2 separate regions of the Mus musculus genome follow, and region 1 is linked to region 2. Evidence: chromatin loops called from intact Hi-C (ENCODE). Cell type or tissue: heart. All regions are shown on one strand. Links, peaks and the distances in the headings refer to the core of each region. The heading gives the core; the rest is flanking DNA. Region 1 overlaps Tmcc3 (transmembrane and coiled coil domains 3). Region 2 overlaps Gm32898 (a long non-coding RNA gene).

Region 1 (10,867 bases), core at 4,259-8,258, 52 kb before region 2:
CTCATGGCAATTTTGTGCTGAGAAAATTTTTCTTTCCATGAAAGTTGTCCCTATACACGCTACTAGGTAAAATATCCTTAACTTAATTAACAGTCCAGTACAGATGCACATCCTGTGTCATCCTAGGCAAACGGACAGGACATTCACTCATGGTTCTCCCATGGGGTAGCTGCTGCTTCGTGAGTATGATAGTAGAATATGAACATCTTACCACTGTAGCCAGCTGGAAGCCAAAATAGAATCCATGCCCTCTTCTGAGACAGGCTGCCCAAAGCTGTGAATTCCCTCATCAAGAACAAGTGGCTGAACAAATGCTTGGCACCCAGAGCCAGAATAAAAGCTAGGCAGAATGAATGAATAACTCTAGCTTTGGGAGTCAGGCACAGTTGTCGCGTGGCAGCTTGATCAAGCTACTCAAGGCTGTCGGAACCTTGGTGGTAGTAACTCCGTCAGTCACACGGTGAGATGCGAAGTGCCGGGCTCAGGACAGACACTCAGCTGACGTTAACTCCCTTTCCATATATAGCTTTGTTGTTAGCATCAGATATATTTTTTTTCCCAGATAATGGCAGAGCAGAGGATTCATTGTGTTGTTTAGATATCTTCTCTTTGCAGAGAAATAACGAGCTCTTGGCAAAAAAAAACCTTAGTGCTGGTAGAAATGGATACTGCAATTTGGTAGCTGCTGACTGACACGTGTTTGCCAAACAGCTATTCAGTCTTGAGCAAGCTCACCTAAAAGCGGGGAAAATGGGAGAATCCTGTAGTTTTATCCTCTTTGCCAGGTATTTATTTGGAAACAAATATCTTTGTAAAGTCCCAGCTTAATTTTTTTTTGTGTGAATAAAATGTTGACACGCTTTGGCTTAAGAGTTCAAACTATCCTATGTGAAACTTAAGTGTTAGTCGACACAAAGGTGTCAGACGCTTTCCAAAGGCTCATTGCTTTGATTTTTGATTTTTGGGTTTTTTTGGTTTTTGATTTTTAAGAAAATGTTGGTCTTTTTGTCACTGGAGTCTTTTGGGTTTTTTTTTTGTTTGTTTTTTGTTTTTTTTGTTTTTTTTTTCTTGCCCTGCAGGGAAGTCCTAGTAACAGGCTTCATGTCTGATTGGGTTCCATGGCAACAGAGGTTGTGACTTTATTAAAAGAGAGCCCGAGCATGCCAAGAAAGATAAAAATCAGAACATGGGAGATGTCCGAAGAGATGCATGTGTTCTGAGGGCCGTGTGCCCTGGAATGCAATCGGTTTCTCGTTCGCTGTCCTTGGTCTCCGTTAGCAATATGAGGCCCACAGCGTTGCCCCTGAGGTCACAGGGTTCAGGGCTCTCTCTTTGAAAACACATTTACATGTTTGCTTTTCATTCATTCACTGATCTTGCTTTTAATATCTTTTGATGTATTAGGAAAAATCCAAGCAGTTATGTGAAGAACCTAGGCAGGAAAGGATTCTGGTTTTTAAGGTAGGAGGAGAATATATGGCATCCCTTTTTGGAACTCATTACAGCTGTAAACTGTGCGATGGTGTGGGAGGGCCAATTAGAGGCAATTATAACCAGCTCGAGCTTTCCCTGAGTCAAAGCTTGCTCTGAGCTTTCCAAGCTGGGTCCTGGGAGGGTGGGGCGGAGCAGAGTGCTTCTCCTCCTTGTTTCTCAGTTAGAAAAGCTGATTCTGGTCTACAAGCGGAGCGTCTGTAGCAGGGCTTGCCATCCTTTCTCTCCCGACCACGACCACAAGAGGCTGGCAGTTGCCAGGACCAGAGCTGTTTGGCTCAAAGTGCTAACAGGAGCTGAGGAAACAACGGTGAGGTGGTTGAATCAGCCTGCGCTCCTGCCTTCTTGTTGCTTTCTTTCTCAAGGGTAATCAGTCAGGCCTTTCCCCTCATTCTGATACTGAAAGTGAAAGAAACCGAGGGGCCGGTCAAATCAGACAGGTCACCCTGTCTGTCATCCTCTAAGCCGGTGGGTGGCACGTTCTGACCTGCATCCGGAACTCAGACTTTGTTAGTCACGTACCCACAGCTGCCTCACGGTGAATCAGAAACTTCGCAGATACTTGGACTCTGATGATTAAACATAGCAGGCAGTATTGGTCTGTGAGCAAAGAATGAGCTCACCACGTTCTGGGCCCCCGAGCCATAGTTAATCAGACCTTGGGGAAATTATGTCACTCAGTCAGCCCTGGTTCCGTTCTTCACAATGAGCTCGACCTGAACAGATGCTTCTCAGACTTCCCTGTGTATAATATTACAGCCTGGGCTCCAGCCCAGGACACGGAACCTCCTAGAAATTCTGATTCACTGTCTCGGGTGGGGCAAGGAGGGTTAGAGGCCCCAGGTGATCTCATGAGTAGTTGTTCTGGAAATACCGCTTACCTGGCTCACTGATGGCAAACTAGTTGGAATCAAAACTGGAGGGAGAAGGGAAGCTGTCGGGTATAGATTCCCATTGATCAGGATTAGGCAATGGTGGCCAGGCTCAAAAACAGGGCCCCACTTTCCCAGCTCCCTTCTCGGCTCAAACATAGCTGTCTTCCCTGCCTGCCCCCCACATCTCTAAGGAACCAGAAGGGGCCGAAGTGATGAGAGGCCAGTTGGGTTTGTTCGTTCTCAGTGGCTCACATCCCGGGGCAGGGTAGCTCTGAACACTTACACATTCGTTCCTAGACTCTTGGCTCTCTGCAGTGTTGTCCCCTCAGATAGAAGTGTTCACTAAGGACTTAATTCCAGTGGGCAGGAGGCAGTGGCAGAGACATCGGAATTACCTAGGGAGGTTGTTTGAAAAGAGTGGATCTGAGCCCTAAAGATTCCCCGTCACGCAGAGCCCTGGTTATTCTTTTTAATATGAAGCATTTTTACAAGGAAAACCCATGTTCTTTTGAAGATTTAAAACTAAAGCTATAAGAAACCAGACCCCAACCAGCCCTCCTGAGTACAACTAACTTCAAGTTCAGGCGCACACGTGTAGCATAAAGGAGATGACCACATGGGGTCACTTAGATAATGGACGTGCACACAACCAGAGCCAGGGCCTTAGAGAGCAGCCGGCTGGATCGCTGGAGAACCTGAGTTTACTGGTTAAATCATTAACTGCTAAAGCAAACAGGGTTCAATGTGTGTCTCCTCTGTGCTCTCTGCTTGTGGCTAGGTTTTGCGTTCCCTGTGGAAGAAAGGTTAAATGACATCAGTAAGTGAGGTTCTCAGTGTATTATCTGAAGAAGCAATTGTGAAAAAGGCTCATCTTTTTCCTAGCAAGCTTAATGTAAAAAGTGTATGTTCGGGGGCTGGAGAGATGGCTCAGAGGTTAAGAGCACTTTTTGCTCTTCCAGAGGACCTGGTTCGGTTCCCAGCGCCTACATGGTGACCCACCGTCATCTGTAACACCAGATCCAGAGGGTCCAATGCCTTCTCCTGGCCTCCATGGGCACTACATGCAAGTGGTGCACAGGCACATATATGCAAGCAAAACCACCCATAGATGTAAAATAAAAATAAAATAAAGCTAAAAGCATTCTTAAGCGTAAACTTATTGGAAAGAATAAAACCCATAGTACCAAGTACACAACCCGGAGTACTATGTATATTTCTTCAGGGGAAAACCAGACTCTCTGTTCTGGCCTTATGTCCCCCAGACCTGGGGTATCGAGTTATATTCACTATGCAGCATACTCTCTGCCCAAAAAGGTTTATTTATTTCATGTGAGTGCATTGTCGCTGTCTCCAGACACCAGAAGAGGGCATTGGATCCCTATTACAGGTGGTTATGAGCCACCATGTGGTTGCTGGGAACTGAACTCAGAAGCCATCTCTCCAGCCCCATCCGGCTATTCTTGGACCACTTCTCCCACTGACATGCGCACTGACCACTTCTCCGTTGACATGAGCACTATTCAACCTCTTCCTAGGCAGGATGTCACTATTCAAGTCTTTTCCAGGACGTCGTGGCTCATTATTTGCTTCCCCCCTGTATTTGTTTGGATTTATAATGCTATATTTTACATCTCTGTACCTTTTTCAGGAGCGTTAGAAAAGTGCTGAGCTACCCAGTTACAGCTTCAGCATCCTCCCCCACTTGCTTGCCCACCCCCACCTGCCCCCATCGATAGATAAATTGCTAAAGTAAAAGTGTTTATAGGCCAAGGATAGGTACAAATCTTTGTCCTCCCAAAGCTGGTGCCAGCTTGCTAGGAGCATCTTTTACCTGCAGACTGTCCCCACCCCACCCACCGCTTGACTGCTGTCATGGCCTGTCTGTGTACGCAGAACCCGGGGCTTCATCAGAAGAGACCCTTGACTAAAAAAGAATGAAGTGAGCTATTGGTAAGAATAAAAAAAATAAAAATAAAAATAAAACAGGTACAGTATGCCTACAGTGTTCTGAGGGAGAAGAGGATGAAGAGCCCAGCAGCAGGTAGCTAAATGAATTTGCAGAGGGCTTGAGGTCACAGAGGTCATAGATCCTGAGCCTCCTTTTTTTTTTTTTTTTTTGTGGAACTGTGTGTGGACCGCTAGTGGACAGTAGAGCTTCACAGTTTTAGCAAACAGAGACGATCGGCTTTCATCCCGATAACCTTGAGTTTAAAGAACCCCTGCATTGAAAACTGGGTTTAATGCGTCTGACCTGTGTGGTGCAACACAGTCCACTGCAGAGAAGCACTCTGGCTTACTTGCCTTCCTCTGAGGACTTGGCTGAGGGAGTGCCACCTCTCTGCCATCGCCTGCCATCCCCAGGGCACTTCAAGCCCCATGTTACTCGCCCAGGGAAAGATCTGAAATCTGAGACATGGCTTCGACGGGGCATACATTACTTTCATACTATCACAAAGTTTAAAAAAATTTAAGTCGACCCTCCTACGTCAGGTCTGGAGCCATCTATAGTTTTAAAAGTGTTGAAGTATTAAGACAAAATAAGCAGATGAGCCCAACCCCTTCCAAAAAGCAGGCGTTTCTTTATAGAGCATTCTATTGACTTGACATTTCGTTTGAGGTGAGGCCCATTTGGCAGCATTTATTATTTAACACTTCTTAGACCCTGCTTTAAACTGAGATGGAGAGACCATACAATATTAGCTCCAGTGGGCACACTTCTTCCCAAACATTACAGTGTAGATATGCACAGGCTAGGTTTTATTATACTGACAAAATTCTCTCTTTTTTTTTCCTAAACCCCATTGTCCCTTTCTCCCCGCCCCCAAACAGTTAAAGCAATAACTCTGAAACCATCCAGCAATTTTGGGATCTTGGCATCCGTAATTTAACCTTAAGGGCAGGAAACTTCCGGTTCCCCTGGACCATCCTGGTCCGAGCTTTTCATATGACTTTGTGTCAATTCAAATATTTGAGAATACGTGCATACAAGGAAGGTCAGAAGGGATTTAAGGACGGGTGACTGACAGCAAGAAAGCCAGTGATCTGCTTGCGTGTGTTAAATTATAAAACGAAGCGCTATATAATCTCGAAAGGGCAGGAGGAAAATACGAACCATCTCCTGTCTGCTGTGATATTAGGGCCTTTTCAGAGCTTGTTAAATCTCAAGAGAAATTTCCTTAGCTAAAAGCAGAGTCTCAGAAAGGTTAATTTACTTGCCCAGGGTCACACAGTTACCAAGAGGCAGAGCTGGGGCTCCAGCAGGTCTGCCAGACCCTTGAAATCCATGCCCGTACTTAAGAGTACAGGGTTCTTCGGGCTTGCTGTCCAGAGCAAACACCATGACACCTGTGCTTGAGTGTCCAGGGAACCTCTGAAGTGTCTGAAGCTGAGTCCCCTAGCCCGCACATCTCTTGCCTATTGTGTGGATGGCACTGTGCTGCCTCGGCCTCGCTAATGTACACTCTGTCCTCTGATGACCTGGAGCTAGGATACTATTCTCTAGCTTTTACTACCTTTGGCCTCTGATTTGCTATGCTAATGCAGCCACTGGCCTCTGATTTGCTATGCTAATGCAGCCTCTGGCCTCTGATTTGCTATGCTAATATTGGCTCTGGCCTCTGATTTACTGTGCTAATGCAGTCTTGAATCCCTTCTTTCCATCCTGATCCCTCCTCCAGTTCCAGGTTGCCAAGGGCCTGGCAGATGAACTCAGCTTAAGTGGGGCAGTCAGGGTCTGATCCCTAGGGCGTCTCTGTTCCTTGTACCATATTTCTCAAAACTTACATTTCTCTATGTGCTAACCCAAAGCAACTTTGGACAAACAAACTTGTCTCTCTGCTTTAGAGGAAAAAAAAAGCCAGCCCCTCCCACTTGGCAGCACTTCCCTGGTGCTCCCTCTGTACCAAGTCCTTTCAGTTATCAGTGACTGTCATTGTTTCTTCCTCTGTGGCCATTAGACAAGAAGAGGGCTTTGCCTCTCCAGCTGTGCCTGACACTCAAGGCACCCAGAGCATCTGTCTTGGGAAAGAATCAACAGAGGAGAGGGTCTCCTGACCCTGCATGTGGCCTGCAAACCACTTCCACTTCCCTCCCTGTTCACTGAGTGTCTGCTTTACAGCTGGTTGTGTGTGTATGCATGTGTGTGTATGTATGTACGAGTGTGTTTGTGTGCATGTGTGTGCATATGCGTGTATGTCGCATGTGTGCGTGTCTTGTATGTGCATGTATGTATGCATTATGTGTGAATGTGTGTATGCATGTGTGCGTGTATGTATATATGTACCAGTGAATGTGTGTGCATGTGGATACGCATGTGTGCATTGGAGTGCATGTGTATGTATGTTGCATGTGTGTGTGCCTTGTATGTGCATGCATGCATGCATTTGTGTGTGTGTGTGTGTGTGTGTGTGTGTGTGTGTGTGTGTGTGTGTATGTCCCATCCTACTGCTTTGCATTTGCCCCGCCATCCTGGATTTGTTCTGTCGAGCCCTTTTCCTATAGGTACTCAGGAGCACCAACCAGGCTAAATGTGAATTGTCCTGCACTCCCAGGGTTACAGGATAGCAGGCCTCTGCCCTGGTGGGCCTCCCTGCAGAGACAGGGAGGCTCTTGCTTAGCCATCAGCACAAAGAGCCCATTTGTACAGCAGGGTGCTGAATACACCATATTATTGCTGACAGTTGTTCTGGGCACAGTACAGGGCGTGGAGTTTCCCCCGAGACCAGCACAGGAATATCCAGAGATAGCGTGTGTCGATCTTCAAAGTCCAGCGTGAGTCACCACCAGCAGGCACAGGGAAGAGTGTCAGCCTGCCTGTGCACAGTTGGCTGCCTTGGGCAGACAGGTGAGAGAGCCTCGGCGGTTTTGTTGTTCGGGTTTGTCCTGTGGCGTTTGGTAAGTCTCTTTATTGTCTCTCCAGCTTCAGCCCTAGCATGGACATAGGTATTGTCAGGCCTTTTGTAATTAATAACCTGCAAGATGCTTGAAAGAAATACAAATTATTTTTGTCTTTACTAAGTTGTCTTTGTGCTCTTTTGCAAATCCCTCTCTAATTTCCCAAGTGGATTTCTAAATATTTAAATTCCAAAATTCCTAGGGAGTTGCCAAATTCCTTCACTGCTCATTCTTCCAGGAAGTGCAACCCCAGTAAGAATAGTTCAGGAGAGCAGAGCAACAGACGCCAGGCAGGGCAGAGTGCTGGGGCTCCAATTTTAAAAAGACCAGTTCTTCCCCAGGTCCCCCTCGCCTGTGGGTCTAACAAGTCCTGAGCTGGCATCTAACTTCCTCCATTAACATTCCATCTTCCCACAGTGGTCATCCCTCATTCCACTTGCCCTGGAAACCGGAGCTTCTATATAACTGCCTCTGTGACACCTTAAGCTACCACAGGCAAGAAGGGTGTGGCGTATGCCACCCTGTGGGTGGGGATGGGGGCAGTCTAGGGGGAGTGCTGCGTACTTTGAATTGGGATTCCTCTACCCATCCTGGGACTTGTGGATGGGACACGGACGTGGTGGTTTCAGCAGAGGTGAAAAATCTTGTACCTGTGCATCCTATCCTGGAGCTGATGAGGTCACAGGAAACCAGTATTCATGTGACCGTGTGTGTGTGTGTGTGTGTGTGTGTGTGTGTGTGTGCACATGTATTATGGAAGAATTTAAATAGTGATCTTCTTTTCATTCTTTAAATATCTATCAATCTATCAGTCTATCAGTCTATCTATCTATCTATCTATCTATCTATCTATCTATCTATCTAGTTTTTGAAGACCGGGTTTCTTTGTGTAACCCAGGCTGACTTTGAACACAGAGCCTGCCTCTGCCTCCTCAGTGCGCCACCACCGCTCAATACATTTAACTGAGGTCTTTTTTTCCCCCAAGCTGATTCTTCATCAAAGTTTTGTCTAGGATGCCTTTAAAGACAGGGTGTGTTCTTGGAAGCTGTTCTCTGGTTTTCAGAAACCACAATAACTGGTTGTGAGAGGAAGTAACCAGTTAGAAATCTCAACCCTTAAATCTCAGACCTTTAACTTTCTGTTATTTAAGAAGAAAAACCAGAGTGCCTAATTGTTCCAGCAAGCAACAAAGTATCCCATAGCCTCAGCATTGTGATCGGCAGTTAACAGAGCAGCGTGGCGTGCACGGGGCCAGTTGGAATGAAAGAGAAAGTGCTCCCCAGGTCATACTGCCTGTAAACCAGTTTCAGTCACCATCCCCACCCGCCCCTTCCTGCCAGGCTGTGCACAAAGATAGGAAGTATTCTGTCAAGCCATTGATTGGAGAACAGGCCTTTCTGGAGATCCTGTATCCATGTTGGCACCCCTTCCACCTATGCAGCCCCTATCAGGGGCTTAGCCTTCACCATGGCCAGGGACTTTCTCCTGACTGTATCCTTCACTTCCCTGGATGTGACCTAGTAAGGACAATGATGGGTCAGAAAGACAGGACCAAATGCTGGGGTGGCCTAGGGCCCTTTAAATCCAGGTCATAATTTAAATTTTAATAGTATACAAAGGTTAAGTTATGCTGGAGATAATCATATTGAGTTAAACCCATCTTAGAAAGGCTGCTATTATGTGTCTTCCTTCCTGGTAGTTCCTAGGTTCTATATAGATATATATAAACCATGTATGTATGTGTGTGTATGTATGCATGCCACAGAAGTAGAAGCCAAACCAGGAACAAAGTAGGAGGTGTGGGGGACCATGCTCAGCAAGTGATACATGTATGAAAATGCCTTATGTCACACAATGGGAGACACATTGAAAACAGTTTTTCCTTGTCATTTTTTTAAATGTTAAGGGGTGTGTCTGGTAGCATGCCTTTAATTCCTGCACTCTGAGGCAAAAACAGGCAGATGTCTGTGGGTTCAAGACCAGCCTGGTTTACAAAGCGAGCTCTAGGCCATCAGGTCTGCATAATGAAGACCCTGTCTCCAAAACTTCTTTCAAATAAAATGGTGGGGACAGAGCATCGGGATTGGAAAAGATGCCATTTGTTCTCTTACTTCAGACACATGTAGTTTAGTACTTTATTCCATAGTTTGTACTTTTAGAAATGGCCCTAAAGTATCACATAGTACGCAGAAGAGATGGGGCCCTAAGGAAAGAGGAAGTGGAATGCCTGAGAGCCAATGCCAGTTATCAGACATGACCTGTGACCTCTTTCCTTTACGGGGTATCCTTTCATAGCCTTCCCAACCCTAAGATGCCAGCTCTGTCGTTAAGATTTATGTTAATCATTAGCTCAGGCTATCTCATTAGTTTTTACCACCCAAGTGTTTATACTAAGGGGAGCTGGCATCTGACCTCTGTGAGCTTCATTCTGAATATGATCTCATTTTTGTGGGTGGGGCGAGTGTTGTTTGTTTGTTTACTTCTTTGGTTTTTGGAGGAAGGATTTTACGAGAGATGGCTAGGGTCTCAAACTGATGGTGTTCAAGTCTCGGCTTAGCAAGTACCTGGGTGTGTTCCGTAATCTGCTTCAGTTTACACTCACTCAACGAGTTCAAGTCATCCGCTGTGCAAATGCATCTGTGTAGATTGTGTGTGTGTGTGTGTCTGTGTGTGTGTGTGTGTGTGTGTGTGTGTGTGTGCACGCGGGCATGCACTCGCTTTGCCCAAGGCCTTTGGATTATCTACGCGTCGTTTCGTGGTTTTCCTGTGACTTGCTCTGTGACCGATGCTATTGTGAACGTTTTTAATGTATTCTCCTACCTGGGCAGTTGGGTTTCTGAATCTCTCTAAGAAGGCGTGGGCGTGTTCAAGTGCCCGTTTTTTAATATTTTAAGAATAACTTAGATGTAAACAGTTCCAATTTATCTTAATCTGATTCTAGCGTTGCTTCGTTTCAGAGGCCTAGAGCTACCAGAGTGTATTTTAACGAACCAAGTTCTCTTCTGTTTTGGCTTCTGAGAATGTGGTCCCAACCTTCAGGACATGGCTTTATTGCTTTTTGTTTTGTTTGTTTGTTTGTAGTTATTGTTACAGAAACCATTTTTAAAAGTCCAGGTAAAACATTAAAGACTAGGACTCACAAACACAGCAGCTCAGCCCCTGAAAAGTCATATGAGCTCTATGTAAGCAGTCTCTCTCTCTCTCTCTCTCTCTCTCTCTCTCTCTCTCTCTAGCCATCCCAGGATGTATGACACTACCATGTGTCACCATACCAGAGATGACTTGAGGAGACAGGTTCTGAGAAATCTTTCACTAGGTGATGTTGCCATTTTGCAAACATCGTGAAGTACACTTACACAAGCCTAGGCAGTCCAGCGTACTACATGGCTAGGCTTCGGAGTACAGCCTGCCACGCTCCCACACACAAACCCTCATATGGAGCACTGTGCTACACACTGTGAGCAGTTGTAACATAGCTGTGTTTGTGTGTGTGTTTCTAAACATGGAAAAGGCACAATAAAAATACCAAAACTAACTTTATTTATTTATTTATTTATTTATTTATTTATTTCATTGTATATTTATTTAATTTTAATGGTGCAGCATC
Region 2 (10,867 bases), core at 3,387-7,386:
AGCAACAGTCACCTCAGAAAGTCAGTGAAGATCCCTGTGAGGAAACAAAAGCTACCCATGGAGGGTCACTCAGGGAGCAGCCGTCCTCACAGAAAAAGCTAGAAGGTCACAGGAAGGTGCTGACTCTCAAGGTATGCCTGAGCATGGCCAGCTATGTGTCCCTGGTCCTACTAGGAGTCCAGGTACAAAGGGTCACCTTGGCAGCCAGCTCAGTAGCATCCAGGAGTCAGCTCAGTGCTTGACTTCAGAAGGGATGGAGGGTGGAGGGGGGTGCATAGCCTAGCCGGAGGCAGTTCCTCAGGCTTCCTCAGAGGACCCTTGCTCCTGCAGGTAGACCAAGCTTTCCAGCCGGGCATCTGCATACATGTGAATGGAAACGATCACAATTGCTTGTCCCAAGGCCCTTGGTCAGCAGTTAGTGTGAACTAGTGTCTCAGGAATGGTCACCTGATACATTAAATCCAGAACTATAGTCTGGCCTGAAGGGAAGGGGACACGGGGGAAGTGAGAACAATGGTGACATTCCTCTGTCCACTGAACAGATGTCCTGGTTGGTTTTGTGTCAACTTGACACAGACCTAGACTTATCTGGGAAGAGGGCATCTTAATTAAGAAAAAGCCTCCATAATATCGGCCTGTAGGCAAGTCTGTAGAGATTGTTCTCAATTAGTGATGGATGCGGGAGGGCCCAGCCCACTCTGGATAGTCCCACCCCTGGCCAGGGGTTTCTTGTTTATGCAAGAAGGCTGACTGAGCAAGCCATGAGGAACAAGCCAGAAAGCAGCACTCCTTCATGGCCCCTGCTTCAGTTCTTAGCTCCAGGTTCCTGCCTGGAGTTCCTAGGGTGGTGACTTCCTTCAGTGATGGACTATGACACAGAAGTGTAAGCAAGATGAAGCCTTCCCCGCCCAAGCTGTTGTAGCATGGGTAGTTGATCACAGCAATAGAAATCCTAATGAAGTCAGCAGGCCGGCTGAGCAGGTACAGCAAGCAGCTCGCCTCACTTGGGGTTATGTCTGGGCAGGGTTACAGGGGCCAGGAGGCCCAGGGTCAGGGCACAGAGGTAGCTCCTTGGGCTGCAGGAGAGCCAGCAGGGAGGCTGCTGTGTCTGTGTTCTGGAAGTGGGGGCAGGACTGGGGTGGGGGGAGCAGCCAGCATCCTGCAGAGGGGTTATTCACCTCTGACTCAGAGCCAGGTGCCCATTGGCACACTCTGCTCTTCAAGCAGAAAGGAGCATCCCTTTCTCTTTTTCAAACAGAACCACTCCAGATCATACCATACAGAGCCCCTGACTGCTGGGCTGTTTCTGAACTGGAACTATTTCTATGGGGCAAGATGGGGAACTGAACTGAAAAAAAAAAAAAAAGGAGACGCCCCCCCCCCCCCCGGAAGTTCATTTCAACACCACTCCTTCCCTTCCTCCCATTTCTCCTCCCACTCCTCTCATTCCTCCTCCCAGTCTTCCTCCTATTCCTCCTCCCCTCCTCCCATTCCTCTTCCCCCTCCTCCCATTCCTCTTCCCCCTCCTCCCATTCCTCTTCCCCCTCCTCCCATTCCTCTTCCCCCTCCTCCCATTCTTCCTCCTCTCCTTCCTCCTCCCATTCCTCCTCCTCCCATTCCTCCTTCCCCTCCTCCTATTCTTCCTTCCCTCCTCCCATTCCTTCTCCCCCACCAACCCCCCCTCAAATCCTTTTCTCTCCTCCCCTTCATTACCAAGTTTATTAATGAAATAATGTCTACCCTCCACCTCTGGATTCCTTAATCCACTGAACCTCTCCCCTGCCCTCAGCAGTGCCCTAACTCTCCCCTAGTGCATCCCTAGTGCATCCCTCAGGCCAGAGGTGGCAGGCATGGTTTCCCTATCTGCATTGCTGCTGCGTTGCTAGCGTCTTTCAGCTGAAGGGCTTCACTGCCAACTGGAATGTACATGGGTACCTCGGATCCTCACTCAGGTCTGTGTGTGCACATCTGCATGGCCAGAACGTCATTGGCTGAGCCCTCTCCCTAGCCTGGAAATGACTGTGTTATGTCTGTTTCTGGAATAGCTAGCCAGCTCCTTGTGGCCAGAGCCCCGGCTCACTCACCTGTGGCTTTTCCCAGGACCTGGACAGGTACCAGATGTGTAGGTAGCACTCCATCCATGTAATGAACCATTTACTATGTAAGTAAATTTCCCATGAATGCTTGCTTCCTTCTCCCCTAGATTGTGAGCACTTGGTGCGGTGGCTCTCGGCCTTCCTAAGGCTGTGACCCTTTAATATAGTTCCTTGAGATGTGGTGACTCCCCCCCAACCATAAAATTATTTTCTTTGCTACTCCACAACTGTAAGTTTTTTGCCATTATGAATCATAACGTAAATATCTAATATGCATGATATCTGACATGTGACCGCTGTGAAGGAGTCGTTTGACTCCCAAAGGGATCTTGACCCACAGGTTAAAATCCAGACTCAGAGCAACCTGAACTATTCCTTCACCTGCCACACCCGATGGTGTTTTGGAATCTCCAGGATGAATTGTGTTTCTCAGCCTCCAACCAGAAACCTCTCCTGGTGCAGAGGGAGAAAGGTCCTGACTACAGTGTAGCCCCCTGGGATGCACTCCTCCACCTCAGCTATACTCCCCTGACACAGACTCTCCCACTCACCGGTCCTTCTCATCCTCCTCTCAGCCCCAAATTAGAGGAAATTTGGGGCCATAAAGTAGGCCTAGTAAAACATAGCCAGAATCTCATCTCAGTGAAAATAGACACACCTCAGAACCTAGCCCAGAGGTTCTGCCTTTTTCTTTTTCTTTTTCTTTTTAATTGTATTTATTCATTCATTCATTCATTCATTCATTCATTTACTTATTTATTTAATGTATTCACTTTATATCACTGTCACCCCCTCCCACAATCCCTCCCCCTCCCCTTATTTTCTGAGCAGGTGGGGCCCCCTGGGTATCCCCGCCTACATCCTGACATTTCAAATCTCTACAAGCTAGCTATTTCCTCTTCCACTGAGGCCAAAGAACCCAGCTAGAAGAACATATCCCATGTACACGCAACAGCTTTGGGATATGTTCAGGACCCACATGAAGAAGCTATATACATCCTCTACATATGAGTGGGGAGGCCTTGGTCCAGCTCCTGTCTGTTCTTTGGTTGGTGGTTCAGACTCTTTTTTTTTTTTTCCATTTTTTATTAGGTATTTCGCTCATTTACATTTGCAATGCTATACCAAAAGTCCCCCATAGCCACCCACCCCCTCTCCCCTACCCACCCACTCCCCTTTTATGGCCCTGGCGTTCCCCTGTACTGGGGCATATAAAGTTTGTGTGTCCAATGGGCCTCTCTTTCCAGTGATGGCCGACTACCCCAAGGGTCCAGGTTAGTTGACTCTGTTGGTCTTCCTATCTCCTTCTGGTCACACAATCCTTCCTCCTGTTTTTCCATAAGAGTCCCCATTGTTTTGCTGTGGGTGCCTGCATCTGTCTGAGTCAGCTGCTGGGTGGAGCCTCTCAGAGGACAACATGCTTCTGTCTGCAAGCATAATAGAGTATCATTAATAGTGCCAGGGATTGATGCTTGCCCATGGGATGGGTCTCAAGTTGGGCTGGTTATTGGTTGCCAAACTTTGTTTTTGACTGACACATTTCTGGGATTTGATGTGATGATACACACACACACACACACACACACACACACACACACATTGTGTGATGACCAATTGGGAATGGTATATATCTCAAGCACTTGTCATTTCTTTGTGCTCTGAACATTCTGCTCCCTCATCTATTTTGAAATAGATTGTGGCTAAAACATTGTCACCTCTGCTATTTTCCACTTAGTGAAACACCGGGCACACTTCTGTAGTCAAGAAACAAAGACAAGTAAGTTGTAAACCAACCTTCCATCTGTAGAAAAATCCTGCTGGGGGTGGGGGGGCTCATTTTATGCAAACAATTGCTTGAGAGTAAGTTGCCAATCAGTTATTCTACCTGATATTTATAGGCGATTATACACTGGCACAATTCATTACCTCAGTATAGTCATTACTTCTGTGTGTAATTCTTAAAGCTAAAGACCATCTTCTGTGGCCCAGAGATATGGCTCAGTGGCTAAGAGTGTGTGTCGTGCAAGCATGAGGACTGTGAGTTCAAATCCCCAGCACCTGTGTAAAAGGACAGGCTTGGTGCACCTGTAACCCCAGGATCATGGGAGTGGAGACATGATTGCTGAGGCTGCTTCCTGCTAGCCTAGCTCAAAGTCCATGAGAGACCCTGTCTCAGAGGAATGAAATGGATATTTGATAGAACAGGGTACTGAACATCCTCTTCTGACCTCTGTACTCTCTCTTTCTCTCTCTCTCTCTCTCTCTCTCTCTCTCTCTCTCTCTCTCTCTCTCTCTCTCTCTCTCTCACACACACACACACACACACACACACACACACACACAGTAGATGTCCAACTGACTCCAGATCCCTTTTAAATTTTCCTAACACCCTTTGCAGGAAAAGGAAGCTGCTCAGAGTTACAGCTATCCTCGCTTATCTCTGGTCAGTTCCCCACTCTTTCCTTGATGGCTGTGACTATCCATTTTCAAAGAGTTTTTCCTTTGTATCAGGTTCTTCGATCTGATATTTCCTCATGACTCACTGCAAGTTGTCTATCTTTGGTCAGAATTGCGGAAGTGACTCCTCATTCTCATCGCTTCCTCTCTGATGAGGCGGTTTCTGTCTATTCCATTGCTGATGGTCTTACATCGCTCATTCAGTGAAGACCCTTAGTCTTCAGCCATTCCACCTTACATGACCCTAAGTTCCTTAGAAAAGGGACTCTGGACCTGCATATCCCCTCATACTTTAAGTTTATTCATGTACTTATTTGGATCAACATAGAGGCAGACTCACAGACTCATCTCAACAGTCTTTAGTGACCTTCTGGCATGTTGCCATTACACCTGAGCCATCACCTTGACTTTTGACACAAGGTACTCCACGCTTGTGCACTTCCCTTTCCCTAGACCTAAGTTGTATGTTCTCGCAGGGATCTCAGATTCTCCTTAGTGAGAAACGGTATTTAAAAGACAATATCTGGGGGCTAGAGAGATGACTCAGCGGTTAAGAGCACTGACTGCTCTTCCAGAGGTCCTGAGTTCAATCCCAGCAACCACATAGTGGCTCCTAACCATCTGTAATAGGGTCTGGTGCCCTCTTCTGGTGTGTCTGAATGGTGGTACATAAAATAAAAGAAAAAAAGAGAAAATACTTAAAATACAATATATGGTGCTATGTCTTCTCTTTATTCTCAACACCCCTAGATCCTCCTAGCAGACAGAGCGGGGAATGCATGGAGTGTCTGTATGGGTGTGTGCATGTGTGCTAATGTATAATGATACATATAAAAATGTATCCGTTTAATGGGCTGCATGGCCCCCTAAAATGAATATACTATATGGAATACTTGGAGACCGGGCCTTGGAGGAGGTGACTAATGGTTGGTTTGGCCATTGGGGTGGTATCTCCATGAATAGCCTTATAAGAAGAGAAGTGAAGGTGGAGAAATTATTTGGGGATTAAGGGCAGAGACTGCTCTTGCGGAGGAACCAGCGTCAATGTCTAGCACCCATACTGCATGACTCACAACTGCCTGTAATTCTAATGCCAGGAGATTTTCCAGTCTCTTCTGGATCTCACAACACCTGTACTTATAAGTGTGCATGTGCACACATGCATATATCCATATCCATATGCGTCCGTACTCACAAACACACACACACATTTAAACATCCTTTAAATCTTAAAAACAATATGAACAGCTGTTAGAACTTGCTTTTTGTATGTACCATTTAAGAACACGGCAAGAAGACAAGCATCCACAAACTAGGCAATGGCCCTCAGCATGGACCAACTTAGCTAACAACCTGGTCTAACCCCATAGCCTCCAGAGCTTAGGAAATACATGGCTGTCCCTCAAGCAACATAACCTGCAGTTTTTGTCATAGCAGCCGGAAATGACTGAGAATATCTATACTTGTTTGTGTATAATTTCACACAGATGCGCACTTAAACCCACACTTATTTCTGCATCTGATTATATGTCGGCAATCAAGGGTGCACACCTCTGACATCAACCAGCATGGCTAAATTTATCCCAGCTTCCCTCCTTTCTGGACTTGAAACTCTTGCCTCCAACAAGGAAACCACCAGCTTCCACTTTCAGTGAAGGATAACTTTTGATGTTTCCTGGCTTCCATGGGAGGAGTTCCATTGTATTAAACCCATCGCTGAATAGAAAATATCCTAAGCTGAAATGCATTTAATATCCCTCACCTAGCAAACATCAGCCTTAACATATCCTGAGACCAGGAAAAGATCCATGCTCAGAACATGGAGTTCGCAGGCATGTTGCTTCCATGCCAATTCAGAGTTGACAAACTTTAAGTAGAACCTCAGAAGTCAAATTGTCTGCTCTCACTCACCTGACCAACCCTCTGTATACAAGTAACAGCTCACCTCTGTTGCCTTGAGTACACAGTGTTTGGTTACTCGCATGCCATGCTGGACTGCTGATGTGTTGGGTCACCTGCCTCATCCCGCTGGGGCCTCTAAAACCCTTGGCAGGTTGCCCTGTTTTATGTGCCTAGGACCTCTCATTTCTTTCATTCCATGAAACACTTCTCCTTGCTCACTTCTTCCCCCCCCCCCCCCCCCCCCACTGCTTAACTGCCATCCTCAAGCCCTGCTCTACACTCTAGGCTACCAACTCTTTCTCCACAGCCCCATGCCTGGCTCTGCCCCTCTGCTAACCAACTTAGAACTATATGGTTCAGGATGGGATAGGAAGGCAATAGGAACAGGAAAAGCAAGATCTCTATGCATGTTTCTCCTAGAAGCCATAGAAAATGACTAGGAGACACTGGGAAATACAGACCAGAAAAGAACCAGTCTTTCCCCTAGAGCAAACCATCACTGTCACTTTCCCTACAAAACAAAGCACACAAAGCAGTACTAGGAAAAGCTGCTGGTTTCTTCTGCTGCAAGAGGACTACGCAGCTGAGGTTGAAATGTTCAGAGGTCACATTTCCTCCCACCCATTCTCAGACACTACACCTGTGCCTGCCATGCTAGCTCCTATGCGTGTGCGTTATGTATGTTCTCTGTATGGCTAGACTTTCATCTGTCTTGTTTATTTTCTATATGCATTGCTTTGTTTTAAAACTGATAAGCTTTCTGCCTATTTCTATACTTAGGTCCTTCCATGGTGTCATTTTTAAGTGATTTTATTGCTTCCCATCATGTATGTGTTTAATCTATATAGTCTGTTGTTGGCTGACTGCCATATTTACTATTATAAATGAGCAACCTTAGCCTTACCATGCCAAGGGGGCTCCAGAAGCCGTTCAGTGTAGTGAAGCAGGTCAGCCACCTTACTTGGCTGGTAAATCGGGTCAACACATCTTCAGTTGTGTGTAATTGGCTGAAACAGTTGTGGTTTGCTTTGTCCACTAAGAAATACTCAGGGAAGGGGTGGCTAAACGAGGGTGCTGAACCTGAGTCTAGACAGTGTGACTGAGGCCCTCAGCTCGGTCCTAGAACCCCCTCATTCTCGTCGGGATCAAGAAAGAATCAAGAGACAGGAAAGAAGGAGAAGATTTTTGAATTTGTTTTTCCTTTGGATTTCTGCCAAGTTGGCTGGCACCTGCTGCCCTAGTCCCCCCACCCCCACCCCTGTCGGGACCAAATCAGTATTTTGTCTGGGTCCCTGGACTAGCAGGTGAGAATTCAAGCCACTTGTACAATCATGGACCTGGCAGAAAGAAGGTGTGTGGGACAGTCTCTGGAATGTCTAGTGTTTTCTTCTGGACAGATGTGGACCACATAGGAGAAACGTCTTGGGGGTTGAGTTGGGATGTACACTCAATGGGTATATGAGGGTAGGGTAGGGGGATCCCAGTAGCAGGAAGCCAAAGGACAGGGCATCTCCATGAGGCTTAGGGATGAGCCCCCAGGATATGTGTAACACCTTAACCCAGTCAAAAGACTGCAAGGAAGAATCTCCTAAAGTGACAGTGGAATAGGAGTCTCCCAGGGGCACCGTGAGAAGCCAGCTCTTTTGTCTGTGGAGATTAGTAAGCTGAGGCCAGCAACAGGAGTTCCCATGTTAGCCCATTGCTTGTCCTTTACCACCCCAAATCCCCGACCAAGCAGACTCATCAGGGAAGAATTGGAAAGCAAGAAGAGAAGAACATGCTGCCAAGCTGAGAAGTCAGCCATTGGTCCCTCTACCTCATCCGTGAGCTGGACATAGACCTGGTGGTAGTTGGGAGATTAGATGCAATATCAGGTCCATGGGTTTTCTGGGTTTGTCTGTTTGCTTGTTTGTTTGTTTGTTTTATTCACCTTGGGCTATTTTATTTTATTGAGACAGAGTCCCATTATGTGGTTCTGGTTGGCCTGGAACCTACTCTGTAGACCAGGTTGGCCTCAAACTCACACTGCTCACTCTCTAAAATGCTGGGATCGAAAGCTTGGACCATCACGCCCTCAAGGCTTGGCCATTTTAAACTCCAAGAACTGTGTCTGTGTTTACTACCAAAAGTGATCTCAGCCTGTTTCCCAAGATGAAGTCATGGATCTGGCAGAGTTTTTGTCCAGGTGTGTTTTATGTCCTGGGGAGTTCCCAGGGATGAGAGAGACAGCAGCAGCAGGTTGACTGTGGACAGCTTGTGAGCTGTTGTCAGTACAGCCGTTCCTCTTAGAGTCAACATGGAGTAAGCGTGGGGATCTGTGCTTCTCCCCACGTTGAACCTTCAGACCTGGTGAAGCCCTATTTCACTGAGGCGAGGGCCAAGCTCATCTGTATCCATCCTTTTCTCCACTGGCCTCATAGCAGCAGTGTTTCCCAACCTGGCCACGCCATGGCAATGTTTGCCCAGCCTGGCTACGAGATGGTCACCCCAGATCTAGGTTGTGCATCCTAGCTCACCCAAACACATAATTGCAGCTGCTGCTCTCTCTGTACTTATTACAGAGAGAGAAGGAAGTCCCTCCCCAAAACCAACCTGTGACCTTGGACCAGAGCTGGGTCACATAAGCACCCCGCCCTGCAACACATCTCTAGAACATTTTCACTTCCTTATTTCCTAAGACACTTCGAGCCACTATAAACTAAAATGGTGTCTCCACCCATGAACTGATCCCAATGAGATCATCAGTCACCTCACTGCTTGAGTGGGTACGGTGTTTCACAAACTATGTACTTTGATTTCTAAATCAGTTGATGCTGCTGGCTTCTTCTTGCCCCTTGAGATCTTGTTTGTCCCCTCACAGGGAGCTTCCTTTCTGGGTCTCCTACCTCTCCATCCCTCTTCAGGGTTCTGTGACTCTCTCAACTCCATTACAGTGTGTGTGTGTGTGTGTGTGTGTGTGTGTGTGTGTGTGTGTGTGTGAGAGAGAGAGAGAGAGAGAGAGAGAGAGAGAGAGAGAGAGAGAGAGGAGATGCCAGAGATAAATATTAGATATCATTCTCCATCTTTATCTTCTTCTCCTCCTCCTCCTTTCCCTCCATCATCTTTGTCATCACCACCACCACCACCACCATCATCATCATCATGATTTTTTTTGAGACAGGGTTTCTCTATGTAGCCCTGGCTGTCCTGGAACTCACTTCATAGATCAGACTAGCCTCGAACTTAGAGATCTGTCTGCCTCTGCCTCCCACGTACTTACTGACTTATTTTTATTTTTGAGACAAGTTCCCTCACTGAAGCTGGGGCAATTGGGCTAGACTGGCCATCCCCTGGGCTCCAGGGCTCTCTGTCCCTGCATTGGGGTCACAGAAGTGTGATGCCATGTCCAGCTTCTGGGTGGGTTCTGGGGATCCAAACTCAGGTCCTCCTGCTTGCATGAAGCGTCCTTTTCAAAGTGAGCTGCCCCTCCAGCCCCCACCCTACCCCCGCCCCCACCCCCGCATATGCTTTCTACACCAGCTCTCCTTGCATTCGGCAGCAGCCTGTGTGACAGATACCCAAACATAAATTCATCATTAGCACTCATCTCTTTTCTCCAGGGTCAATGTAGCCCCGGCTATCCTGGAACTCAATGTGTAGACCAGGCTGACTGGTTCCCAGCCTGGAACTCACAGAGATGCCCCTGCCTCTGCTTACTGAATTTGGGGATTAAAGTGGTGTGCAGTTACTCAACTCCATACTTCTAATTTCTGTATAACATCTCTGCCATGCATAGCCTTAGGCTGAAAACATCAAAGTCTTTCCCCTTACCTCTGGTGTTTTCGTATACCTCCACCTATCCAGACTGGAAGCTGGAGCCCTCACCATTGCCCACCTCAGACCCAGTCAGTACTACCTCCCAATTACATCTCAGAACTGCCACTCGCCATCTTGGCCACACTATGTTTGCCCTGTTTCCACTCTCTCTTGAGTGGTTCCAAACCAGTGCCTGTCTGTTCTGGTCCTCTTCCTGTGTGAGTATAATGCCTGCCACCATGCTAGCCACGTTGCCACCGAAAGATAACAGCTGTCACGGCTAAAATAATAAAACCCATGTTCTGGGGATGGCAGTGGGAAGACCGACAGAAGCCACTTGCCTATCAGCCCCATAGAGCAGCTGAATCAGTGCTGCCAATCACCTGCCAGTGCCATGATGAGGTCACAGAAATGTCTGTCCTACATAAGCCCTGGCTAATTGCATCACAAAACATCTGCTACCGAAGGGATGAAGGAGAAAACAGTCGGAACAAATCTATGACATGTTGATGTGTCAACCTCAAGGCAGCTATTTTAGTGCAAGGGACATATTTTAGTGGGAAAGACAAATTATTAATTATTTAGCATTTTTGTTTTTGTTCCCTATGACATGTTCA

What was found. Peaks named below come from ENCODE experiments on the same cell type or tissue, not always from the same donor. Only the 100,000 strongest peaks of a DNase experiment are listed, where the experiment ranks them.
Region 1: a loop joins it to region 2, with 2.7 times the contacts of the local background. A loop is called at or near these places in 1 of 42 quality-filtered maps.

Annotation. Positions count from the first base shown.
Region 1 is chr10:94,543,768-94,554,634 of GRCm38, forward strand. All of the region lies in intron 1 of Tmcc3 (transmembrane and coiled coil domains 3), which reads left to right. Among named protein-coding and RNA genes, the nearest start is that of Gm40743, 34 kb to the left of the region's middle. In heart, for the core only: no CTCF peak of the experiment used is centred there; DNase peaks (open chromatin) are centred at 6,164, 7,014 and 7,795; H3K27ac peaks cover 864 bases.
Region 2 is chr10:94,596,567-94,607,433 of GRCm38, forward strand. It overlaps Gm32898 (a long non-coding RNA gene), which reads right to left. Exons shown (of 5, transcript XR_001779842.1): 5 at 3,484-3,523. Among named protein-coding and RNA genes, the nearest start is that of Mir7211, 16 kb to the left of the region's middle. In heart, for the core only: a CTCF peak has its summit at 5,198 (motif pointing left); no DNase peak of the experiment used is centred there.